Regions from separate parts of the Homo sapiens genome. Here region 1 is linked to region 2. The links are chromatin contacts, found by Hi-C or POLR2A ChIA-PET in ENCODE. All regions are on one chromosome and are shown on one strand. The core of a region is the stretch at or near the end of the contact, and the rest is flanking DNA. Distances in the headings are between cores, read along the strand shown. Region 1 overlaps PCCA (propionyl-CoA carboxylase subunit alpha). Region 2 overlaps PCCA (propionyl-CoA carboxylase subunit alpha).

Region 1 (4,160 bases), core at 1,160-3,659, 46 kb before region 2:
TTTGTCTTATTTTTATTATATAGATAAGAGGTTTCTATATTGCCCAGGCTAACCTCGAACGCCTAGCCTCGGCTGCTTATGTGCCAGGACCACAGGCCTGGGCCACTGTGGCTCCCTTTTGTCTTATTTTTAAAACTTTCCAAGAATTTTTCATACAATGGAAAAGAACTGCTTGCAAAGTAAAAGCTACTTTAGCTTCTTTTAAAAAGCAAAATATCCGTGTTTTAGAGGGAAGAGAAATCATTTCTGGGGTGCTTATTACATCAGCCACTGTACTAGAGCCTTTATATAAAATCTCATTTAATTTTTACAAAAACCCTGGAGAATACTATCCCTATTCTACAGATAAGGAAAACTAAGGCTAAGAAAAGATAACTAACTTCTGCTGGATTCCACAGCCAGCAGGTTCAGGATTGGTATTTAAACTCAAGTCCACCTGCCTCGTGACCCTTGGTTTTCCTCTATGCCAACATTCAGGTAAACACCACTGCTGCAGTGGTTCAGGGAGGCTAAGTAACTTTTCCAACTTTACACAACTGGTAAGTGACAGAGGTTTCTCTATCTTCAGAGACTATTGTTTTCAGCATAACGTTAAATTATTGTTTCTCTACCATCCCCTTAGGTAACTCCAAACTAAACCTTGTGGGTAAATGCTGATGGTAGATAGGTTGATTTTTACAAACTAAAGATAACAGAGGAAAACTATGATTGCTTGTGTCCCTATATCCAAAAAGACTGACGTTTCTTTTTTATAAGACTGCCCACTCTGCATGATAAAAAACGTGATTGCTGTGATTTGTTACTTATTAACTTCAACTACTAGAAATAGGGCTCCCTAACAAGTTGTCTTGCAAATTGATATAAAAGATAATTACCAAATGTTCTGCCTTCTGAGATTCTATATTTCTACCAAGATTTTTAGAGCTTTTTCAACAAATAAAAACATTACAAAATCATGGAACACTGTACCAAAGGCAGAACCACTAAAAGAATATTTAAATCACATCCATAATTTTAAAAAATTATTTAATTTACACAAATGTAATAAAATATTCCTGAGCCACACCCATAATTCTTTTAAAATTAGGAACTCCACAAGATAGTCACAAGACATAAAACACACAATCAAGAATACAGAGATGGAAACCTAATTGTATATTGGCCCTTTCCGTGAAAACTTTTTCTGACCTATTGCTATTATTGCTCCAAATACATTTTTTAAACTTTTTAAAGCCTTTGTTGATTATTTTTAATCTCTTCAATGGTGGTATATCCCTTGCCACTGAGTTTCAGAAATTGCCACAGTTACGCAGTGCTGAGTCTGGTGAATAAGATGGAAAAGATCAGTTATGGCTAAGAAACAAGACAGAAATATAAGCCTACAGATTCTACAGACTCTTGGATGGAATATGGAAACAAGACACCAAAATAATTTGTGGGCTATATTACTATGTGTTTTCAGTGTGATCTGTGGCTTTGGGATAATTTTAAGCTTGAACAGTCTAAATTAATTTTGTCTTTCCTTAAAGGCAAAGAATAATTAGAAGTCTGAAATTTGCTTTTAGGATTTTTATACAAATCAGGATGTTAGAGCAAAGAAAGTTTTAGATATGCAAACCTGTGCCCATGAGTGTACAGCCCCAAACCCCCTCAAGCATTTCATCCTAAACACAATGCATGAACGGGATTCTGGGAGAGATCACAACCCCCTGAAATGTAATTAGAATCACGGACACAGAAGATAAAAGCTGCCTTGATGATGGAGCACGTCAGACCCTGGACACACAAACTGGAAAGACAAGAAAGCAGTTTTTTCAGAGTAAATTGAAGTAGCTATTCTAATGAAATGTGAAGGTTTAGGGATAATTTAAAAAATATTAGTAGTAGGACATATTTTTTAAAAAACATAATTTTACTATGAAGGATATATTTCATTCTTTCAACATATTTATTGAGAAGCAGACCTGACCTGTGCACTGTAGGCAAAGTGAATCAAAATGCAATTACTATTTGGGTCATGGTAACCCTTGTTAGTTGATTCACTTTGTTTTTGTGGTTAATATAAGCTTCTGAAACAAACAACTACCCTGTTACCAGATTCAGTTACTGGTTTCTATCTTATATTTTGGGTTTAGGGAATTACTCAAGTTTACGCCTATTTTCAGTTCATGCCTCTCATAAGCAAAATCTGCAAACACACAGCTGCTGTGATAGTCTGACAGAGATCCATTCCACAGACCTCTGACTGCCACCAAGAACCAGCGCTGATGCAAAAGGAACCTCGCTGAAGAAAGCTGTGTTTTCTTAATAATAACAGTTGTATAAACATAAGGTCTTCTCAGTTAAAGGGAAACCAACATCAAAAAGCAGTACAACATAGAACCCTAAACCCCTCTTTCTTTGAAGAAACCCGTTTGAAGCGAGGTGTTTCTAGTTATGGATGAATGAAATGAGAATTCAGTTGCAACAAACGGACATCCAGTTCTACGAAGGACTAATTAAATCCATCTGAGAAGCTGCATCTCAAACCGCCTCACACATTTCAAAGGAAAGCACTCCTCTGCCTTTTGCTAAGACATCAAAACACTCAGTCACAGCTGACGCATACAGAGGCTCTACAACAATGTTATTTTTATGGACTACAAAGCTCCACAAAAGTAATGTTAAGAGTTTGCACTATTTCATGACTAAAAATTCAGAGTTAAGGCAGAACATTTCTATGTATCACTATCTGAAATTTCTTTCCAGCCTCCAACTAGTTTTGTAGATCTTCTACCTGATCTCAAAACAAAAACAAAACAGATGCATCAGTCTTTAATGTGTTTCATATACTTGCTAAGTAGAAGTGGTTAAAAAATTAATCAAAGAATTAGTCCTAGTTGCACCATTAACTTTTTTTCCTTATAAACAAAACCAGGATTTTGATGTTCAATTAAGACTCTTGAGTAGGCAGGGTCCGGTAACTCATGCCTGTAATCCCAACACTTTGGGAGCCCGAGGTGTACAGATCATGAGATCAAGAGTTCAAGACCAGCCTGACCAACATGGTGAAACCGCATCTCTTCTAAAAATACAAAAATTAGCCAGGCACGGTGGCGGGCGCCTGTAAACCCAGCTACTAGGGAGGCTGAGGCAGGAGAATCGCTTGAACCCGGGAGGCAGAGGTTGCAGTGGGCTGAGATCACGCCATTGCAATCCAGCCTGGGTGACAGAGCGTGACTCCATCTCAAAAAAAAAAAAAAAAAAAGACTCTTCAGTAGTTAATAAAAGCCAGCAGAAGCAGCTGCTGAAAACTTTAAAAACTTGGTTTGACAAAAATACTCCATTTAACAGCCATTTTTTGGCCTTTAAAGTGGTAAAAGAAAGTTATATTCAGAATTTGGGATATTATCCCAACAGGATAATGTGGTGTTAGTGTCTATCCTCCCAGGATTTTCTGCCTGTCATTGGTTATGGTGAGCTCATATAATCATATTGAGCAATCGTGTTTTTTTCTTAAAGAACGCTATTAAATGTGACACAACCCATAAGCAGGAGAAATTCAATTCTTCAACATTTTCTTTTCAACATACATAGAGAGACATACAACTAACACCATCCAGATGGTTGCTAACATTCAGAGTTTCTTCCCATGGCAGAAGACCTTAGTAAAAAGAGAAGCAGGAGCCGTCAGGAGGCCCCAGGCTTCTGGCTTCTCTCTTTACTTACCAAGTAACCTTGGGTGAGTCACTTGACCTTCCCTGGGTGAGTCACTTCCCTGGGTGAGTCACTCAACCTTCTCATCCCCTCTTGCTGTTAAGTGAGGAGTTGCCCTAGGACAGCCAAATTCCTGTAAGTTTTGAAAGTCTGTGACTTTTTTCTCCAAATGTGAATTCATTAAAACGCTACATGGATTCTGTTTGGAATCCCACTTATCAGTTATTCACACAATGGAAACATGGTAACTTACCACCTCTCTGCTACCTCCTCTGCCCCAAGGAAATTTCAGGCATTCCATGACAGTTTGGTAAATTAACTCCAATTCAAAAGTTTTCAGGTCACAGGAAATTTTATAGAAGAGATTAAATTTCTGGAAATTAACACACTGCTACATTACTGACAGAGAAAAAACTGTGAAGAATAAGGCAGATTTTGTTGACCCTTCAATTTTAAAAAGAGTA
Region 2 (3,815 bases), core at 22-2,521:
TTATCTGAGGTCAGGAGTTCGAGACCAGCCTGACCAACATGGAGAAACCCAGTCTCTGCTAAAACTACAAAAAAAATTAGCCAGGCATGGTGGTGCACGCCTGTAATCCCAGCTACTTGGGAGGCTGAGGCAGGAGAACTGCTTGAACCTGGGAGGTGGAGGTTGCGGTGAGCTGAGATTGCGCCATCGCACTCCAGCCTGGGCAACAAGAGCAAAACTCCGTCTCAAAACAAACAAACAAACAAAAAATACAAAAATTAGCCGGGCCTGGCGGTGCATGCCTGTAATCCCAGCTACTTGGGAGGCTGAGGCAGGAGAACTGCTTGAGCCCAGCGGGCAGAGGCTGTAGTGAGCCAAGATCACACCACTGTACTCCAGCCCGGATGAGAGAGCAAGACTGAGGAAAGAAAGAAAGAAAAGAAAGAAAAGAAAGAAAAGAAAAGAAAAGAAAAGAAAGGAAGGAAGGAAGGAAGGAAAGAAAGAAAAGAAAGAAAGGAAAGGGAGGAAGGGAGGAAGAGAGAAAGAGAAAAAGAGAGAGAAAAGAAAGAAAGGAAGGAAGGAAGGAAGGAAGGAAGGAAGAAAGAAAGAAAGAAAGAAAGAAAGAAAGAAAGAAAGAAAGAAAGAAAGAAAGAAAGAAAGGAAAAAAAACGGAAAGTAAAAGCTGATTCTCAAGAAAGCTGAATCCAGATCCAAGAAAAAACAGACATTTTGAGCAAAAATAAAGATTACTAAAAATGATTAAAATGTTACCTTTACTATTTTTTCTTCCAATCATTACCAGTTAGTGAAACAAATTATTATATCAAACTACAATGTCAACAAAATCATTTTAGCTTTTAAAAAAAGTGGTTGTTTAATATAACTAGCTTTTAATGATTCATTTCTGTCAATATAAGTGTTTAAGAATAATTATTAAAAAGAAGCCTTCATGGTAAGTCAGAAAAAGATTGAGCTCATCAAATTCATTTTATAGTCATCCCCCAAAAAATGGCTATTGTTTCTGACATTAACTTTTCTTTTTTTCTAAAATGAACCACTATTGTTTTACTATCCAAATACTAGGGGTATGTATTATTAATGTGTTTTTCCAAGTCATAAATGATGAAAGAGTGAAGCCCATAGAGAAATTGGGAAAATAAGATCAGCAGCCAAAACAAGCAACACAAAGGAAGGGCTGTGGGCTACTGGTTTGGAAGGAAAAACATTTCACGGACACACCCATGACAAAGCAATACAGAGCCACACCTGGAGGGTGACTCTTAGAATCCATTCCCAAGCCGATTGTGAAAACATGACTCTAAAGCCAAAATGTGAAGGTTCAAACACCGTACATCAGCTTTCATGATGTAGGTGTCAAGGACCTCCTCAGTAAGCAAGCCAGAAACATAGCTTCACTTAGCTACACAAGATTATGCTTCCTGAAGAAGAACACTATATTTACTAAATGTTACAGCTCTACACTGTTATAGGGTGTAGCAATTTTACAATAAACTGATAATACTAAATAAGTGATAGTACCTTTTTTTCAACAGAAAATAAACTCACCAAAAATGAACAATTGCTTGTTGTATAGAAAATAAATGTGCAATTATCTGGATAAGTGAACTTGCAGTCTACATATTTCATAAATACATATTTTGTTTCTAACTTCTAAAAGATAATGAGTTAAAAAATAAGATACTTAAATTTTTTAATGTAGCAATTATCACATTTACAATTTTAGCTAGAAATTAGCAAAGACTATAAAGATTGCTTCTTAACCTCCACTTTATAAAGCAATTGCCCTAAATATTTCAACAATCTCTAAGGAATGTTGTGTTTAAACTATCTAAAACACTACAAATCACAATATAACATACTCTGTGTTTCCCAAAAGCATTCATTGGAATATTAATTTTTCAAAGAGCTTTTAGGAAAAAGGTTTTCACAAGAAAAAAAGAGTGTAGGTAAGAGTCCAACTATATCCTGCTCTTAAGAGTTTCAGAATGCATTTTAGTATATAGGAATACCTTGGAGATACTGTGAGATCAGTTCCAGACCACTGCAATGAAGCAAGTATTTCAATAAAGCAAGTCACATGAATTTGTTACTTTTCCAATGTGTATAAAAGTTACGTTTACACTGTGTTGTAGTCTATTAAGTGTGCGATAGCTCTTAAAAACAATGTACAAACCTTAATTAAAAAGTAGTTTAGGCTGGCGTGGTGGCTAACACCTGTAAACCCAGCACTTTGGATGGCCGAGGCAGGCGGATCACAAGGTCAGGAGATCGTGACCATCCTGGCTAACACGGTGAAACCCCGTCTCTACTAAAAAATACAAAAAAATTAGTGGGGTGTGGTGGCATGTGCCTGTAGTCCCAGCTACTTGGGAGGCTGAGGCAGGAGAACTGCTTGAACACAGGAGGCGGAGGTTGCAGTGAACCAAGATCACACCACTGCCCTCCAGCCTGGGCGACAGAGCGAGACTCCATCTCCAAAAAAAAAAACTTTATTACTAAAAAAATGCTAACCCTCATCTGAGCCTTTAGTGAGTCATAATCTTTTTGCTGATAGAGGGTAGCTGCTGACTGATCAGGCTGATGGATGCTGAAGGCTGGGGAGGCTGCGGCAGTTTCTTAAAATAAGACAACAATAAAGTTTGCTAAACCAATTGATTCTTCCTCTCATGAAAGGTTTCCCTGTAGCATGTGATGCTGTTTGATACCATTTTTCCCACAGTAGAACTTCTTTCAAAATTAGAGTCAATCCTCTCAAAACTTGCCGCTGCTTTATCAACTAAGTTAATGTAATATTCTAAAATCCTTTTCAACAATGTTCACAGCATCTTCACCAGAAGCAGAGTCCATCTTAAAAACTTTGCTTTTTAAGCAAAATTTCTTTGCTCATCCATAAGAAGCAACTCTCATCCATTCAAGTTCTATCACGAGATTGCAGCAACTGAGTCACATCTTCAGGTTCCACTTCTAGTTTTCTTGCTATTTCCACCCCAACTGTAGCTATTTCCTTCAATGACATCTTGAACACCTCAAAGCCAGTTCTTCCAAACTCCTGTTAATGTTGATCTTTTATTTTGCCCATTGAAGCACAAATGTTCTTAAGGGGATCTAGAATGGTGAATCCTTCCCAGAAAGTTTTCAATTTGCTTTGTCCAGATCCATCATAGGAATCACTATTTATGGCAGCTATCGCCTTGTGAAATGTATTTCTTAAATAATAAGACTTGAAAATCAAAATGACTCCCTGATCCATGAGCTACAGAATGAACGTTGTGTTAGCAGGCGTGAAAACAACATTAATCTCCTTGTGCTTCTCCATCAGAGCTCTTGGGTGACCAGGTGCACTGTCAATGAGCAGCAATCATTTGAAAAAAAAATTTTTTTTTTTTTGAGAAGTAGGTCTCAACAGTGGAGTCAAAATAATCAGTAAATGATGCTGTAAATGTACATTTTGTCATCCAGGCTTTGTTGTTCCATTTCTAGAGCACAGGGAGAATAGATTTAGTATAATTCTTAAAGACCCTAGGGTTTATGAAATGGTAAATGAGCACTGGCTTCTACTTCAAGTCATCAGTTGCATTAGCCCCTACCAAGAGAGTCAGCTGGTTCTTTGAAGCTCTGAAGCCAGGTATTGACTTTTCCCCTCTAGCTATGAAAGTATGAGATGGCATCTTCTTTCAATAGAAGGCTGTCTTATCTACATTGAAAATCTGCTGTTCAGTGTAGCCACCTTCATCGATGATGCTAGTGAGATCTTCTGGATAACTTGCTGCAAGCTTCTACATCAGCACTTGCAGCTTCCCCTCCACTTTTATGTT

What was found. A loop is a pair of places that touch in the nucleus more often than their neighbours do. ChIA-PET counts read pairs that join two places held with the same protein, here RNA polymerase II (POLR2A). Pooled maps may share reads with other maps.
Region 1: a loop to region 2 is called in a map of HCT116, with 8 times the contacts of the local background. The contact joins two enhancer-like sites. A Hi-C loop is called at or near these places in 2 of 168 maps with a recorded cell type or tissue (HCT116 and astrocyte of the cerebellum), 2 of 37 single-sample maps with no recorded cell type and 7 of 50 pooled maps. POLR2A ChIA-PET finds 5 or more read pairs at or near these places in 3 of 52 experiments (H1, Panc1 and activated naive CD4-positive, alpha-beta T cell).

What each region holds. Positions count from the first base shown.
Region 1 is chr13:100,392,505-100,396,664 of GRCh38, reverse strand. The region is part of intron 19 of PCCA (propionyl-CoA carboxylase subunit alpha); the gene reads right to left. LOC124903201 (a long non-coding RNA gene) reads right to left here. Exons shown (of 2, transcript XR_007063854.1): 1 at 3,950-4,160; 2 at 223-3,812. Among named protein-coding and RNA genes, the nearest start is that of PCCA-AS1, 86 kb to the left of the region's middle. RefSeq lists enhancers at 3,596-3,890, 3,159-4,160. Within about 2 kb of position 2,409, at least 6 of the 41 ENCODE cell types and tissues checked have a DNase peak (open chromatin) inside an H3K27ac peak, as active enhancers do; they include HCT116, where a contact is called at or near this core.
Region 2 is chr13:100,345,552-100,349,366 of GRCh38, reverse strand. The region is part of intron 18 of PCCA (propionyl-CoA carboxylase subunit alpha); the gene reads right to left. The region is part of intron 3 of LOC105370335 (a long non-coding RNA gene); the gene reads left to right. Among named protein-coding and RNA genes, the nearest start is that of PCCA-AS1, 130 kb to the left of the region's middle. Within about 2 kb of position 1,271, at least 2 of the 41 ENCODE cell types and tissues checked have a DNase peak (open chromatin) inside an H3K27ac peak, as active enhancers do; they include HCT116, where a contact is called at or near this core.